Regions from separate parts of the Homo sapiens genome. Here region 2 is linked to region 1. Evidence: chromatin loops called from intact Hi-C (ENCODE). Cell type or tissue: dorsolateral prefrontal cortex. All regions are shown on one strand.

What was found. A loop is a pair of places that touch in the nucleus more often than their neighbours do. Peaks named below come from ENCODE experiments on the same cell type or tissue, not always from the same donor. Only the 100,000 strongest peaks of a DNase experiment are listed, where the experiment ranks them.
Region 2: a loop joins it to region 1, with 4 times the contacts of the local background. A loop is called at or near these places in 3 of 110 quality-filtered maps.

What each region holds. Positions count from the first base shown.
Region 1 is chr2:6,646,554-6,654,553 of GRCh38, reverse strand. It overlaps LINC03156 (long intergenic non-protein coding RNA 3156), which reads left to right and starts at 4,035. Exons shown (of 2, transcript NR_110497.1): 1 at 4,035-4,448; 2 at 5,173-5,447. MIR7515 (microRNA 7515) reads right to left here and starts at 4,181; the gene lies at 4,115-4,181. In dorsolateral prefrontal cortex, no CTCF peak of the experiment used is centred here; a DNase peak (open chromatin) is centred at 4,073; H3K27me3 peaks cover 2,155 bases.
Region 2 is chr2:6,531,747-6,539,746 of GRCh38, reverse strand. No RefSeq gene overlaps it. Among named protein-coding and RNA genes, the nearest start is that of LINC01824, 40 kb to the right of the region's middle. RefSeq lists an enhancer at 718-1,917. In dorsolateral prefrontal cortex, no CTCF peak of the experiment used is centred here; a DNase peak (open chromatin) is centred at 4,078; H3K4me3 peaks cover 819 bases.

The DNA.
Region 1 (8,000 bases):
CTTTAAATATGCATGTTGTAATCTCTAAAGCAAGGAGATATGTTTTGCAACCATACCAAACCGGTTTGATCACTATTTTTTTTTTCCAGAGAGAATATCCTGGGGCTGGCAACAGGGAACCAGTGTTATTTAATGGAAAGACTTTCAAGAACTTTGAGCAAGAGGATGTTTAGCGAGGATATGCTTTCCTGAAAACAATATCTATTGGCTCTCCGTCTGTTCTTTAAAACCACAGAGAACTAGCCCATCCTCTTCTCTATTGGGTGATCTCCTAGGTCCATGAAGACTGCTATTGTTTCTAGCTTCTGTTTTTTTCATCCATGCTAAATGTCTCCAGATCTATAAGCTGTCTCTCAAATGCTAGCCTGTTTAATTTTCCCTTACCATCTGGTGGTCAGAACTGAATTTGAATTCTAGGTGCATTTTGGCATAAGCAAGAAAGAATGGACCCAATTTTCTTACATATAAAGTGAGCTGGGAAGGTGGGGTTGGTTTCCTTTTCCTTTAGTCTTAATTATGTAACTTAATTGTAAAAAATGTATCTGTCTTCCAAACACGGTCAGTCATAAAACCTGGGCCTTTTTTTCTAGGACAGAAAAAGTACACTGATTTCTTCTCTTGAAAGCTCAACAGCCTGGAATATTTTAGGCACAAGGACATGAAGGGCTGGGGGAGGAAGGCAAATGAATTTTGTGCTTTATACCAAAGCCAGGCTTTTTCTGGTTTTACTAATGGAAGGTGATTATAGAACATTTTAATGTCAGAAAGGTTTGAAAGCCATTATGCTTCTCCGCAGATCTTAAAGCTCTCCTACTTAATGACTAGTGCCTTGGAAAAGCCAGTGTGCATGCTCTACCTCTCTCTCTCACACACACACATACACACACACCACACTCCAAATATAACAGTAAGAAGCTGATTCTGCTATTATTTGTCATGCCTACAACAACCCCTCTGTGTTGTCGGAGGCGCCGAGCACGTGGTGCATTCTTTAGCAGTACTTAGACACGCTGACATAAGATACAAAGATGATCCAATTACACTTTCTGCAACTGCATCTCATTCTGCTAATGCTTACAAATTAAGGGTGTCTGTCACTGCCTACATGAGCCTGTACAGAGAGCATCTCCAATCTCATGAATTTTAGAGTATGTTCCACAGAAATGCAGAAACCAATTCAACGGCAAGGAGTTGACACACAGCTCATAATCCCTGTCTAGTCAGTATGAAAATCTGTCTGTGCAAGGAATGCAAAATGTAGTCACGCATGGAGTCATGGGATATCAGGAGTGTTATTTTACCAGATCAGAGGTAGTGCTTTACTGACATGAAGTACTTAAAGTGGAATTGCTTTTCTGGGTTGAAACATGTGTATGTGCTCAGCTAATTTCAATCAGCACTGTTTAGTTGTTGTGCTTTGCTTTTTGAAACTTTCTGAAACCAATTACCTTCTCAATTGCTTCCATGATATCTCTTTCAGAGAGTCATGGGTTCTGATTTTGGAGTCAGGAGTTGGGAGCGGCGTTGTAGCTTGTCCGTGAGCTCAGGACCCTGAATTACTCGACTTATATGCCCAGCGTGGGGGCCTCCTCCACTTGCTTGAGTACCTGGCTCCCGAGTCCTTCATCAGTTGACTGTCTAGGTTGGAAATGTTTCCATGATCTGAAAACATCCATTCAGTCTTATCTAATGTATCCTTTCTTCTTTGGGCTAAATGTTAACAGATCCTTCGTTCATTCTTCAAATACAGCTCAGTTCCCAGGGCTTTCTTCTGCACAAATGAGTCAAAAGCGCTGCTGCATCCAACAGTGAGAAAGCAGATGTGTCCCCCTCATTCAGAACACCCAAACTCTCTTACTGTGGCTTAAGGGGCTATAACCTTCTGACTCACCCTTCATACCATAAGCTCATGCAGACTGCAAAGCTAACTAATGCTAACCATCCTTCCTGGTTGTTTTTAAAGCAATTTCTATTAAACCTATTTAGTCCACCTTTAGGCAGTTGCCTTCTGAATTCAGGTTCATACCATTACATTTCCTCCTGCTGCAATGTTATTTTCAGCCTGTCTTTCAAGCCTGTCCAGATTTTTGTGAACGCTGTTACTGAGTTTGCATGCACAAGGTTCCTCTCACAGATGAATCATGCCCAAATTTGACAAGTGTACTTTCTACATCTTCCACTACAATTTCTAAGAAACGAATAGGCTTCTACTGACATTAGTGAGTGGCATAAGCCTGAATGAAATAGACTATGACTCTTGACTGGCTGAATATACAATAAAAGCATAAAACACAAAATGCTTTTCCAACATAGATGCTAGAAATGAGAGTAAAGCTAAAATTCCCCAGCCATACACCCCATGTGGGCTCCAGCACTCTACGTTTAGCTGCCCAGATATCAGCACACATGGCTGTGATGGAGCCAGGAGGTGGGTGCTTCAGTCTTGACTTCCCCACTTTCTATCTTGTGTCCCACCATCTAACTTGTTTTGGGCAAGTCAGTTTTTTTGAGCCTACCTTTCCTCCTCTATGGTGTGTGGGTAGTAACACCAGTCAGACTTAACCTGAAAGTTGTGTGAATGAAAAGCATAATCTGTATGTCAACCCTGAAGATATACGTATGTCAGAAATTACTATAAAGAGATCATCAGCTGGGCACGGTGGCTCACACCTGTAATCCTAGCACTTTGGGAGGCCGAGGCGGGCAGATCACCTGAGGTCAGGAGTTCGAGACCAGCCTGGCCAACAAGATGAAACCCTGTCTCTACTAAAAATACAAAAATTAGCTGGGCGTGGTGGCGGACACCTGTAATCCCAGCTACTCGGGAGGCTGAGGTAGGAGAATTGCTTGAACCCAGGAGGCGGAGGTTGTGGTGAGCCGAGATGGCAGCATTGCACTCCAGCCTGGGGAACAAGAGCAAGACTTCATCTGGAAAAAAAAAAAAAAAGAAAAAAAAAGAGATCATCATTAATTTCCTTTCATCTCATGATGTAGAAACATTTAGATGTTGGGATCCTTCCACATACTTATCTAAGAAAATCTCTGGCTTTTTTTTTTTTTTTTTTTTTTTTTGAGATGGAGTCTCGCTCTTGATGCCCAGGCTGGCGTGCAGTGGCACCATCTGGGCTCATTGCAACCTCTGCCTCCCGGGTTTGAGAAATTCTCCTGCCTCAGTCTCCTGAGTATCTGGGATTACAGGCACCCGCCACCACGCCTGGCTAATTTTTTAAATATTTTTAGTAGAGACAGGGTTTCACCATGTTGACCAAGCTAGCCTCAAACTCCTGACCTCAGGTGATCTACCCACCTTGGCTTCACAAAGTGCTGGGATTACAGGCATGGGCCACTTTTCTATTTGTTTATTTTTGTGTTGGTTTTTCTATTTTTGGTGTTTCTGGATCATGGACTTTGAAAAACTTCCTGGCTTAGCAAATTAGTGTCCTTGTTTCAGTAGCTTCTGCTTGAAGATTTCTGCTGTAGGCAATGAGCCAACTGGCCAGAAAATATCCAGTTATGCTCTGCAGGTTCATGGTGGATGGGGACTTTCACTGTTGTTTAGAGAAACCATTGAGTGGATAACGTTCCAAACAGCAAAATCAAATGGGGATTCTGTACACTCGGGAGTGTCGGCTCTGGACAAATTAGGTTGCACTTGATTGTAAGAAGCCAGGCTTTATTAAAATAGAATATAAATATTAACAGAAACGGACTGCTTCTAATCCCCACTACCGTTGGCCAGGGAGGCCTCTCTTCAGGTTTTCTGAATGGAACTAAATAAGGAGCCCATGTTACCGCGGAAAGGGCACTGTGATTAGGAGCCTTTCATGAGCTTCCATGAACGTCTAGGGCTTGGAAACTTCATTTTCAAAATAAGGCTGTTGGATTAGATGATTTTCCCAACCCCTAACCCTCTGTGTTAATGAATGGACTGACTCTATAATCATGTTCCTTGGACATTTCTATGGAAACACTGAGCCATCATAAGGGAGGCCTTCATTCTGATGTAACAAAGCCAGCTGTGTCCACATGAGAACATTGGCAAGAGTGGGGACATGGAAGCTGTGTTCAGGCCGGTCCACGCTGGGTGACCCATGTGACCTGCTGCTTAGCAATTCCTTGTCACCATCTTCCCTTCTCAGCCTCTTTTTTCATGCTAACAGGCATAAATGAAATGATAAAAGTTTGAGCTCTTCTCGTGGAATTCTCGTGATACAGATATGTGCTACATGTTCATCATCTCGTTGGTCTTCACCATGATAACTGTGGAGTAAGAATTATAAGCAGGTCACAGATTAGGGACTTGAGATTGACAGTTTGGCTTCCCTGTTCTGGGTGGCAAAGCCTGTGGAGTACTCACCTACCTGCTGCATGAAGGCAGCATGGAGGGACTGTGGTGGATTATCTGCAAAGATGGCCAAAATTCTCTCATCCCTGCAGGCACATACAAGGTAAGAACACCTTTACCAGTGGAATGTGATGAAAATGCTGCCCAGACAATTCTAGACAGGGCCTTAAGAGGTCTAGATGCTTCCACATTTGCTTTCTTGGGAGCTCTGAGTTATCATGTGAGAACCACCAGTCTCCCCAACCTGCACCCTAAGCTCATTATCCACAAGGCTGTGCAAAATAATAAATCACTGTTGTTAGGACGCAAAGTTTGGTAGTGGTTTGTTATGTAGTCGTGGATAACTGCAGCAGGGATCTCAGCAACTTTTCTTCTCTGAACTAATGTTTAAAGTCAGGATGTAACATATTGTCTCCATGTGACTTTGTTGAACTAAATAAAGAATGCTAATACCAGATGCGGACCCTGCCTCTTCTGTTCTCTAAGACTAGGCATTGCTCTCTGATCAGAAGAGTCAATCCTGGTGAGTTTAACTTGAGCCTCAGAATCCTACTCAACACAAAGTTCCAGAGAGAAGCGATTATCAATGCCAATACCTTAGAGATGGTACTGGCTGTGGAATCTGTCATCCCTTGACTAGGTGGTCTCTAAGTTCCTTTCCAATTTTAATGTTTTCTGTTCTGATTTATCTTTTGGCATTGTGCAGGTGTCAGGAGAAAAAAATAATGCCAATGTGTCTCTTTAATTCCTTTATCATTAAGTCATAACCTTTCCCAACTCCCAATCCAGTTTTCTTACGTCAATACTTTGGTTTTTGCTTTGTGAAGATGCCAGAATCAGTCAAAACTAAGCTCACTGTCCTTGCTAATATTCTGCCCCAGAGAAGAACTGAAGCTCAGCTCTTCACCCTACAGAAAGCCTGAATTTTGTAAATGTTCTGCTTAGAATGAGGAAGAAAGATGAAGAATGAGGAGGAAGAAGGAAGGAACGAGAGAGAGGTAAAGCCAACAAGCAGAACAGACCTACATTTGCAGCATCTCCAAGTTTCTGCAACAGCATTATGTTGTTGTTATGTTTTGTTTTAATAAAAGCACATACCATTTTTTTTGTTACTCTTATATTCTTTTCATAACAGCTCAGCTAAAGACAGATAATGCTGGAGTCAGCTTTTTCTAAGAATTAGTCTCTTCAAACTGGCCATAGAGATTTGGTAGAAGTCATGGGTTTTAATTGAATTTCTCCTAATGGTCTCCCAGGGATGGAAATATGACTGATACAGGCTTACTTTCCCTCTCCCCTCGGTGAAGCTGTATTGCCTCCCACAGAACAGACCGTTCTTTATGTTCTAACCGGGCTTTTCATAACTCCACTGGAGAGCTGTACAAACCCTAGACTTGGCAACGGCTTTTTTGTTTTCTGAAGCCAGACCAATTCTGGACCCAGTTCCTGCTTTCTAGGAAGAAATAGCACATGCAACCAGCCTCTTCACTGATGAAAAAATACCTCACTCCTTTTTAGACAGCTTCTCGTATTGATAATTTTATAGAAATGTACTGTATAAGTGAAAGTCAGCATTTCCATTACACAACAGCCTGCTAGAGCTGCTTCCAAGGGGCAGAGACTCCTGTCGGCTGTTTGTCCGAGGTGATCTTCCTCCCTTAATCTGTCAGTCTAGACCTTAACAATGTTCCTCAAATACCGGCTCAAGTCCTTCCTTCTCCCAATAACTTTTCTATGGTCTCTGGACCTCCTTAGTCTTCAGTGCCGCTCCTCCTAAGTTTCTGCACCACCTGCCTTCAACACCTAGTCTGTGCTGTAAGCATGAGTTTTCTTGTGGCTTCTTTTTCTCAAGGCAGGCTGGGCGTGGGGAGCTGTCTCTGCAGCATCTTTTGAATATAGATGCCATTTCTCACTTTTCTTTTCTCTGTACCCTCTATAGTCCATTGAAAATACTGGGCAATTGATAAATTCATGCTAAAAAGGACGATGATCAAGGTAGGGCCAAGCTGCATGGATGAGGGAAGAGTTGCCACCCACACTGGGCACCACAGGTTCCCTGCACAAGTCACTTTCCCGTTGTGGATCTAGGTTTCCATCTTGGTTTTTTTTTTTTTCCCTTTTATTTATTTATTTATTTATTGGTCAGATGACTTGATCTTTATGGGCTGCAAGAGTCTGTCCTCCCATAGGGTTCAACCTTGGAAACGGGATGGTGTCATTAGAGTCCATCTGCTCACAGCCCTCCATGGGCAGCGCTCTTTTTGGGGGGCTCTGCTCTCACGTGCTGCCTGTGCTGTGGACACAGGTACACTGCCCGCTTGCACAGATAGTGTCTTTCTGCAGCCTCCCTGTTTACATGCTTCCCCAAGACTGGATTCTGGGGCCAGGATGAGCCATGCCCCCCATCTGGCTCTGACCTCCCCTGCGCCAGCTCTGGGTACTAGAAAGTCGCGGTTCTGCTGCTAGACGTTTTCTTCCTTTCTTTAGGTTGTTGCATGGCATAAGTAAAGTGACAGTTATAGGATACATGCAACTTTTCAGTGACAAAGATCTGTGCAGCATCGACAGTACTGCCTAATGAGGTTTCACCATAATGAAGTATCACAACCAGTTTACAGACCAGAAAACTGAGACACAGGAAGGGGTGGTGACTTGAGCAAGGTGCATCAGCTGGTAAGTGCAGAGCTGCAACTTTGCCTGGTTCCCAAGCCCACATGGTTGCTAAGATATATGCCAAGTCTTTTCTCACTGCATTTTTAAACCCCTGGGAAACATAAGACACCATCTCAGACCTGGGTTGGAGACAGGCGTGGAAGTTCAAGATGTGTACTCGGCTCTTCCAAAAACAACCCGAGAGCTCAATTCTCTTCTTTCCCTGTGCAGCTGCTTCCCAGCACAACTGTCCATCTGTGTTCTATTGTTACATGTTTATTTCTTCCTCATGAGCTTTTACAGTTCCCGCCTTTTATGGGATGTTCTTACTCTGGAAATACAGAATGGATTTACAGGGCTGGCAGAAGTACGCTGTTGGTCATTTTCCCAGTGTTGTCATTATGATATGAGGTGCATGGGGCCAGCCAACAATTGGATTTTATGATCAATTACTACCAGGATGATTGCTAATAGACATGTCGTTAGAAACCAAAGGGAGATATTTCATAGCAACTGTTTCTTGTCTTTGCTTTTCTCCTTTTTTGAACTTGACATAGGCCACCTGAGAGAGCTCCTTAGGCCAGCATGCTTGGGGGGTCTGTTGTGTACAAAGTGCTTTCTCTGGAGTCTCCCTCTAAGGGTCAGGAGTCAGCAGTGACTACTGGAGGATGCTAGACACTGGAGGGTAGATCATGTGTACTGCATCTCGCCACTGCAGGCACAACACGGGCTTAACAGATACAGTTGGTTCAAATTCTGTGTCTGCTCTTTACAGAATTTGTGGTTCTAGACAAGTCTCCTACTTTTCTAAATTCTGTTTCATATCTCTACAATGGAAAAAACACTACTAATCTCAAAAATTTTGTTGAGAAGATTAAACCAGATAGCATGGTTTCTGCAAGGCAGAAATCAAAGAAAGAAACCGTGGTGTCTGCTGCTCAAAGTGATTGAAATGGGGGTGTAGCAAGCCCTTGCTTTACACAGTGAGAGGGAGCACAGCAAT
Region 2 (8,000 bases), 110 kb after region 1:
AGTCTGCTCAGCATTCAATAATACTATTTTGTGATTCATCCTCTCTTGGTTGGAGTAGCATGCCAACTCTGGGCAGTGACAGCAGGCATTAGGGCAATACCAGCCTTGTTTACAGAATACTTAAATCAGGAATAAAACGTCAGTCTTCTTTTCACTATCAACATATGCTGGCAATTCTAAACAACATCAGGGATAACATACACCTTTCTGAAAAATACTATTTGATTGGTCTAAGTTCTAAATAATTGCTCTGCTTATTGTTGAGTTTTATAACACATGTAAAATTTAAATTAGCACATTTTGTAACTTGTTTTTTTAATTCATATTTTATTTTAGATACAATGGGAACATGTGTGGATTGTTACTTTCCATGCATGCCCTGCTCCCTTGCTCCACCCTCTAATAGTCTGCAGTGTCTGTTGTTCCCATGTTTACATCCATGTGTGCTCAATGTTTAGCTACCACTTATAAGTGAGAACAGAGTGGTATTTGGTTTTCTATTCCTGCATTAATTCACTTAGGGTTGGCCTCCAGCTCCATGTTGCTGCAAAGGATAAGATTTCATTCTTATGTATGGCTGTTTAGTATTTCGTAGTATATATGTACTATATTTTCTTTACCTAATCCACCATTAATGTGCACCTAAGTTAAGTCCAGGTCTTTGCTATTGTGAATAATGAGGTGCTGAATATGAATGCATTTGTCTTTTTGATATAATGATCTATTTTCCTTTGGGTATAATACCCAGTAGTGGTATTGCTGGGTCGGATGGTAGCTCTGTTTTAAGTTATTTGGGAAATCTCCAAACTGCTTTTCACAGTGGCTGAACTAATTTACATTCCCACCAACAGTGTATAAGCATTCTCTTTTCTCCACAGCTTTGCCAGCACCTGTTGTTTTTTGACTTTTTAAGAATAGCCATCTGACCGATGTAAGATGCTGTCTCATTGTGGTTTTGATTTGCTTTGCTCTGATGATTCATGATGATGAATATTTTTTATATGTTTACTGGCCACTTAAATGTCATCTTTTGAGAAGTTGCTGTTCATGCCATTTGCCCATTTTTTAATAATGTTATTTGTCTTTTCCTTGTTGATTTATTTTGTTGATGTTGATGCTATTCCTTTCTGTTTGTTAGTTTTCCTTCGAATAGTCAAGCCCCTCTGCTGCAGGTCTGCTGGAGTTTGGTGGAAGTCCACTCCAGACTCTGTTTGCCTGGGTATCACCAGCAGAGGCTGCAGAACAGCAAATATTGCTGCCTGTTCCTTCCTCTGGAAGCTTCGTCTCAGGGGCACCCGCCAGATGCCAGCCAGAGCTCTCCTGTATGAGGTGTCTGTTGACCCCTGCTGGAAGGTGTCTCCCAGTCAGGAGGCACGGGGGTCAGGGACCCACTTAAGGAGGCAGTCTGCCCTTAGCAGAGCTTGACTGCTGTGCTGGGAGATCCACTGCTCTCTTCAGAGCTGGCAGGAAGGAATGTTTAAGTCTGCTGAAGCTGCACCCACAGCCGCCCCTTCCCCAAGGTGTTCTGTCCCAGGGAGATGGGCGTTTTATCTGTAAGCCCCTGACTGGGGCTGCTGGCTTTCTTTCAGAGATGTCCGTCCTGCCCAGAGAGGAGGAATCTAAAGACGAAGACTGGCTACAGCAGCTTTGCCAAGCTGTGGTGGGGTACGCCCAGTTTGAACTTCCCAGTGGCTTTGTTTACACTGTGAGGGGAAAACCGCATACTCAAGCCTTGGTAATGGGTAATGGTGGACACTTCTCCCCCAACCAAGCTCGAGCATCCCAAGTTGTCTTCAGACTGCTGTGCTGGCAGCAAGAATTTCAAGCCAGTGGATCTTAGCTTGCTGGGCTCCGTGGGGGTGGGATCTGCTGAGCTAGACCACTTGGCTCCCTGGCTTCAGCCCCCTTTCCAGGGGAGTGAACGGTTCTGTCTCACCAGCGTTCCAGGCACCACTGGGGTATGAAAAAAAACTTCTGCAGCTAGCTTGGTGTCTGCCCAAACAGCTGCCCAGTTTTGTGCTTGAAACCCAGGGCCCTGGTGGCGTAGGCACCCGAGGGAACCTCCTGGTCTGATCTGTGGGTTGTGAAGACCACGGGAAAAGTGTAGTATCTGGGCCAGAATGCACTATTCCTTATGGCACAGTCCCTCAGGACTTCCCTTGGCTAGGGGAGAGAGTTCCCCGACCCCTTGTGCTTCTGGGGTGAGGTGACACCCCACCCTGTTTTGGCTTGCCCTCTGTGGGCTGCACCCACTGTCTAACCAGTCCCAATGAGATGAGCCAGTTACCTCGACTGGAAACGCAGAAGTCACCAGTTTTCTGTGTTGATCTCGCTGGGAGCTGCAGACTGGAGCTGTTCCTATTCAGCCATCTTGCCAGCCACAGAACGTGTACTTTTAAATAGAAATAAACAAATCCGCCTTTTTGAGTTCCATTTTAATTTTGGAGTGCATATACTCTCCTAATTTACTGAAAAGACCCAAGACTCCTACACCCTTGTAGAAAGTACACACAGTGCCTCTGTGAGCTGAGCTTCCATTTTAATTATAACTATATCTGATTATACCATTAAAAGAATATGTACACACACACTAAAATTTTACATCTATGTGCCAAATATATGGAAACAAAGCTTATATTATTTTAATGTGTTTTAATAATTTCCCTTTATGTGTTAAAAATGTTTTAATGACATTCTTTCTCTGGCAAGGAATTCTGTATGTGTGTGTATGTGGTGTGTGTATGTGCCCGTAAGTGTGGTAGATGTGTGTATAGTTTGTGTGTATGTGTGTGGGGTTAGGGTGTATATCGGTACTCAGTTAAATGCATTTTATGTAGCCAAGATTTTGAAAGAAATGTATGGAACGTGTGATTTCAGAAGCTCACCCATCATAAAAGGGAGTGTGTGCACCATGGTGGGGTGAGGGAGGGAGAAGCTTCCGAGTGCAGTGGGGGAGGCAATGACTCAGACCATTCTCCTCTGCGGCAGGTGCAGCTGCGGACCCTCTGAAGAGAGCGCCGTAGGATCCCAATTACAAGAGTCAAGATCACGCATTTTCTCCTTCTAAATCTTCCAGTCTAAGTGCACCTATGTATGGAGAGGAGATGGACCCTTTTATATAGGAAAGTGATTGGTGGACTTTGTAAATGTGTGGAAATGCTAATCTTACCTCCAAGAAACCAGACTGCATCAATAATGGATCTTCAACAGTTACACAGAGATATTCCACTGCTATATTTTGTTTTATTTTAATATATTTTAGCTCCACAATTTTACAAAGACTGACTTTATTTGGAAGACTTTTGTTTAATATATTTTTTAAAATATCAAGAGTTCCCAGATTGGTTTCTTAAATATATCAATAAACTTAATTGTTTTAGGGACTAGTAAAAGAAAAAATAGATCAATATAAAAAAAGTACAGGAAATCATTACATATCACTTATGTTTTATTAATGAAAAATGCTTGCACAACACAAACCAAAGGCAACCCCTTTAATAATAAAAATAGCAATGTATGGAATCTAGTTCAGCAATGAAACCACATTTGTGGAATGTTTCATTTTGTCACAGATACTGGAAAGATTTAACAACTGAGAAGTGGGCTGTGTCAATTTCTACCTGGCCAGAGGGTTATTATGATTTGTAATTCAGGAACGACGGCCAGAGTATTTCACTTTTGTCTCCTACAATGCTGTTATTTGTTAAAAGTTGCTGAACCTTGCTCAGAATCGGCAGAGGGTTATCAAGAAAGCAGCGACCCCTTACCAGGAATTTCCAATAACTGGGAACACTTAACAGGGCAGCTCACCTTCCCTGCAGCGTCTCTCACATCCCGACACGCATATCAATGGCCGGGAAAAGGGCACTGGCGGGTTGGGAGGCCTGCTCTGCTGCCTGCATTGATCAGAGCAGGAGGATTACTGCACTACTGACTGCTAATCAATAGATATTGAGTGCAATCCCCTGCTGTAAATTCAGCCGGGTTAATAAGTGTCCACACAAAACAATGGGCTGAAATACAATCGCCTCATTCAAGGAGCCCAGAGATGTAGGACTGTTTGTTTCAGCAGCTGCCTGTGGGGCAGTGGGAGGGAAGAACTTGGACCTTTACCCGAAATCGGCCTGAAGCAGTCTGAGTTGGCTTAGTGTGCTGTGCTTTAGAGACAGCCTCGTTAGATGGTGTGTTTCTGTGACCCCCAAAGTCTTCATTGGCTACTCTTTCTGTCTGTCTCTCAGATAGAATACTGTTTATGATTTTGTGCCGGAGCCGTGTGGGTCCTGTGCTCCCTGGTATGGAATCCTAGAGTTTCAGACCCTTGCTTGAATATAAAGCATCATCTGCTTAAAAAGAAAAAGGGAAGAAAGGAAAAAAAAAGGAAAGGAAAGGAAGAAGAAAGGAAAGAAGGAAGGAAGGGAGGGAAAAGAAAGAAAGAGAGAGAGAAAAAAAGGAGAGAGAGAAGAAAAAGAAAGAGAGAAAGAAGAAAGAAAAGAAAGAAAGAAAAAGAAAGAAAGAAAGAAAGGGAGAAAAATAAGAAAGGAAGGGAGGAAAGTAAAGAAGACAGCCTATACGTTTTTGTTATGGAGGAAAATGGCAGCAGGCTTGGGCAAATACCATTGAATATTTAATCACACAACCTCTAGGAAAAACAGTGCTGGTGCAACCATACATTTTCTCTGGCAGGGATGAAATTGGAGCTGAAGAATTACAGAGGCGATTTGCATGTTTCTATATCCTTCTGTCTTGTGCTCAGAAAGCCTGTGGTTCCAATTACCAGTAATTCTGACATGGCATACTTAGCTCTGAGACAGAGGCATAGGAACAGCCTCTGTTTTGAATTTCAGTACAGGTAAGGAATACAAAGATTGAAGAGACTTGGAATTTATGTTGTCCATGGTAGGTCTGGATTTTCCTCATGCAGTCCTGATTTGAAGTACCGTATGCTGTGCCATGGAGCGCCGTTCATATTCTTATGCCTGTCTACAATGTATAATAATTTTAGTTTTGTGCATCCCCAACACAACAGCCTTTTCAGGCCCTTGTTGAAGGTAAGTTTCTAAGCATAGATTTTGCAGGTGTGCGGCTTTGAAATTTAAAAAAAAATAAGTCTTTAAAACAAATAATTATATGATAAGAAAGAGAAAGATATGTTCAAGATATTTAAACAGGCAGGATTAACTACCTGCCCTCTAATGCTCATTTTTCCAAAATGCAACATGAAAGATAACGACATCATTTATCAGCTATTAACATTTTCAAATAATAAGTTCAGGCATTTTTAACTTGTAGATTCTTGTTTGCATTTGAGTACTGAATATATCCACTCCTCATTCTGGTTTGGGTTGGCTAGGGTAACCAGAATAAAAAGAAAACACACTGCCCTTCCTTTGTTTATGAGTTCCCCTTCTCCTCTAATGGGTGGTACCGTGACCTTAAGGAGCACGTTTTCAGGTCTCTGTTTCTTCCCCGTTAAAGCCAGGAGTGTTCTGACCTTTTTCTGCTCTAGGTTTATGTGGATTAATTTCTCTCTTATTAATATTTTAACACAGGAATAAAAACAATCTGATTTTATATCAAATTTCAATCCTATGATTTACACTTTTACAATCAAATTATTTTGTTACATGAAAATAACAGACTTTAAGTAGCCTCATGTTTTAGGGGCTTTATAAACTTGCTCAGTGATGACCTCTATCCACGTCTTCTTCATTCTTTTAACTCTGGTGTCTGATTATGTTACCCTGGAGGCTAAGAAGTAAATGGAAGAACAGAGGCAAAGATGCTTTCACAAGTATGGTTTTGATCATTTCTATGCTCAATGTGAGGATAAGGCAATATTTTAAATTCCACATCCCCAAATCAGTATCTCACTTCATTATAGCAATGTTCTATTTGTGTGCAGGGTGTACTCTGGTGGATAAAACACTGAGAGGCCAGTAGAAAGGCTTTCTACTTTCTATTGCTCCTGCAAACGTCCTAAATGAGCAATTTAACTTCCTTCTGCCTGTCTCTTTTACACCAAAATGAAGGTAATAATGTACCCCTTTCTCTTGATTGGGATGTTTTGTGTTCTAAGATAAAAAGATCTTCAATTTTTAAAGTTAATAGTAACCATATATGTATATATTTTATCTAAAATTTGTGTTATGCTCTGGCAATAGAATAAGCTGTTGTAAATCAGGAATATTCTGGAAAATCTTGGTAGAAACACATCTCTAATCTACTGCAAAATGTGCCATGTAGTTTTCCCTTTCAAAGGAAAAATTATTCATTATACACAAGTCTGATGATTTTTTGAAGTTAGTATTCCCTACACGGTCATTATTGAATTTTTAAGTATGCATGAATTTAACAGATAGCTGGTAGTGCTTTATAGCTTTTGAATAAGGTTATAATTCTAGGGTTGTGATTTTGGGTCGTTTTCCTTTTATTTCTCCCAATAAAGGAGGCTTTCATGTCTATAGGGAGCTATCATCTTGACTAATCTACAATGCCAATTCTCTGCTTTTTACTCCAGCAAGAGGCACATGAAATGAGGTTCAGACTCAGTGAAATGGATTCTGAAGTGTAGAAATAGAAAATTGTAATTTTTTAAAAATCTATTTTTTAATTTCTTAGCTATTCTGGATGCATTGTTTCCCATTTATCTTCTGTTTTGTTATCTTTCAATTATAGACAGAGCTGAGGATTTGGAAGTGGAAACAAAGAGAATTTAGAGTATAAAAATAAATAAGGTAATGAGTGACTATGAATAAATCATTTAAGCTCTTAGAACTTCAGGTTATAGCTTATAAAACAGATGTAATATTATCTACTGCAAATAGGTTATTTTCTGAATTAACTGAAATTTTATAAATACTTTACCTCAGAGTGCTTGGTATATTGTATGTGCTCAAATTATCATCATCATCATCTACAGTATACAGAATGACAATGATCCTGACAATGATCCAAATCAAGAAGAAGATAGAAAAGGAAAGGCCAAACAATCTGAAGAGTAAAGCTAAGTGGCTTGAGGAGTCAAGTTTCATTTATTTTCTGTGGCCACCCAGGTCTGCTTATCTGCCTAGAACTACAGTGTCTGAGGAGCATTGATTTGGAATTCAGGGAAGAGAGGGCACATTTGAACATTCTTTTCCTGGGCTAACCATCAATCTACTGGCTGCTCTCTGATGCTAAGGGACAGCATTTTTGGGGGGAGGATTTTTTTTCTACTATTAAATGTCCTTTTATCCCAATCTTTGCTAATACAATCTAGAACTAATTCCTTGCATCTAATTCCTTATTCCACAACCCACACTTGATCTAGTCCCCTTTGCCAAAGGAGTTTAAATAAGATATATTTAGCTAACATATTTGGCATGACTCTCATTAAAGAAATTAGATCAATCTGTGATAAGTGTCTCTTCCAGTCCAAACTTGAGGTCCAACAACACAAGGTGAGCTCCGTTCTGTCTGCCACTCATTCTGACTTTTGGGGCAGGATTTAGCAGAATGTGTAAATCCGCAGGCAGACACTTTAGAAAGGGGATTTGTGTAATCTGCCAGTCCTCAAACTCTGCCTTGTTTCATGCAAGAAATGGTGGGAGATAAGTCCTTGAAGATTAGTCAGGTCTGAGGTACTCCTAGATCAACAGTAAAAGAACTTCTGAGTAAGAGAGAAGTGGTGTTAACACTCCCAAGCTGACTGCTTCTCTTCATTTCCATAAACCAGAGACATTAAGAGAGGAATCAAGAACAACTCTTTGAAATAAAAATGTAGTAATTCAGTAGGAGAAATGGAAGACAAATTTTAGGAAATTTCCCAGAAAATTGAACAAAAGACCAAGAGTTAGAGAATATAAAAGTTAATAAAATTAAAGCCTCAGCCTATAAGATGTACCATCCAAATACTAGGGTTCACAGACAAATCAAAGAAAAAGAAGAGAAGATCTTCAGCGCAATACTTTAAGACCATCTCTCAGAAACAAGGGTGTAAGTTTTGAAATTGAAAGGTCTCA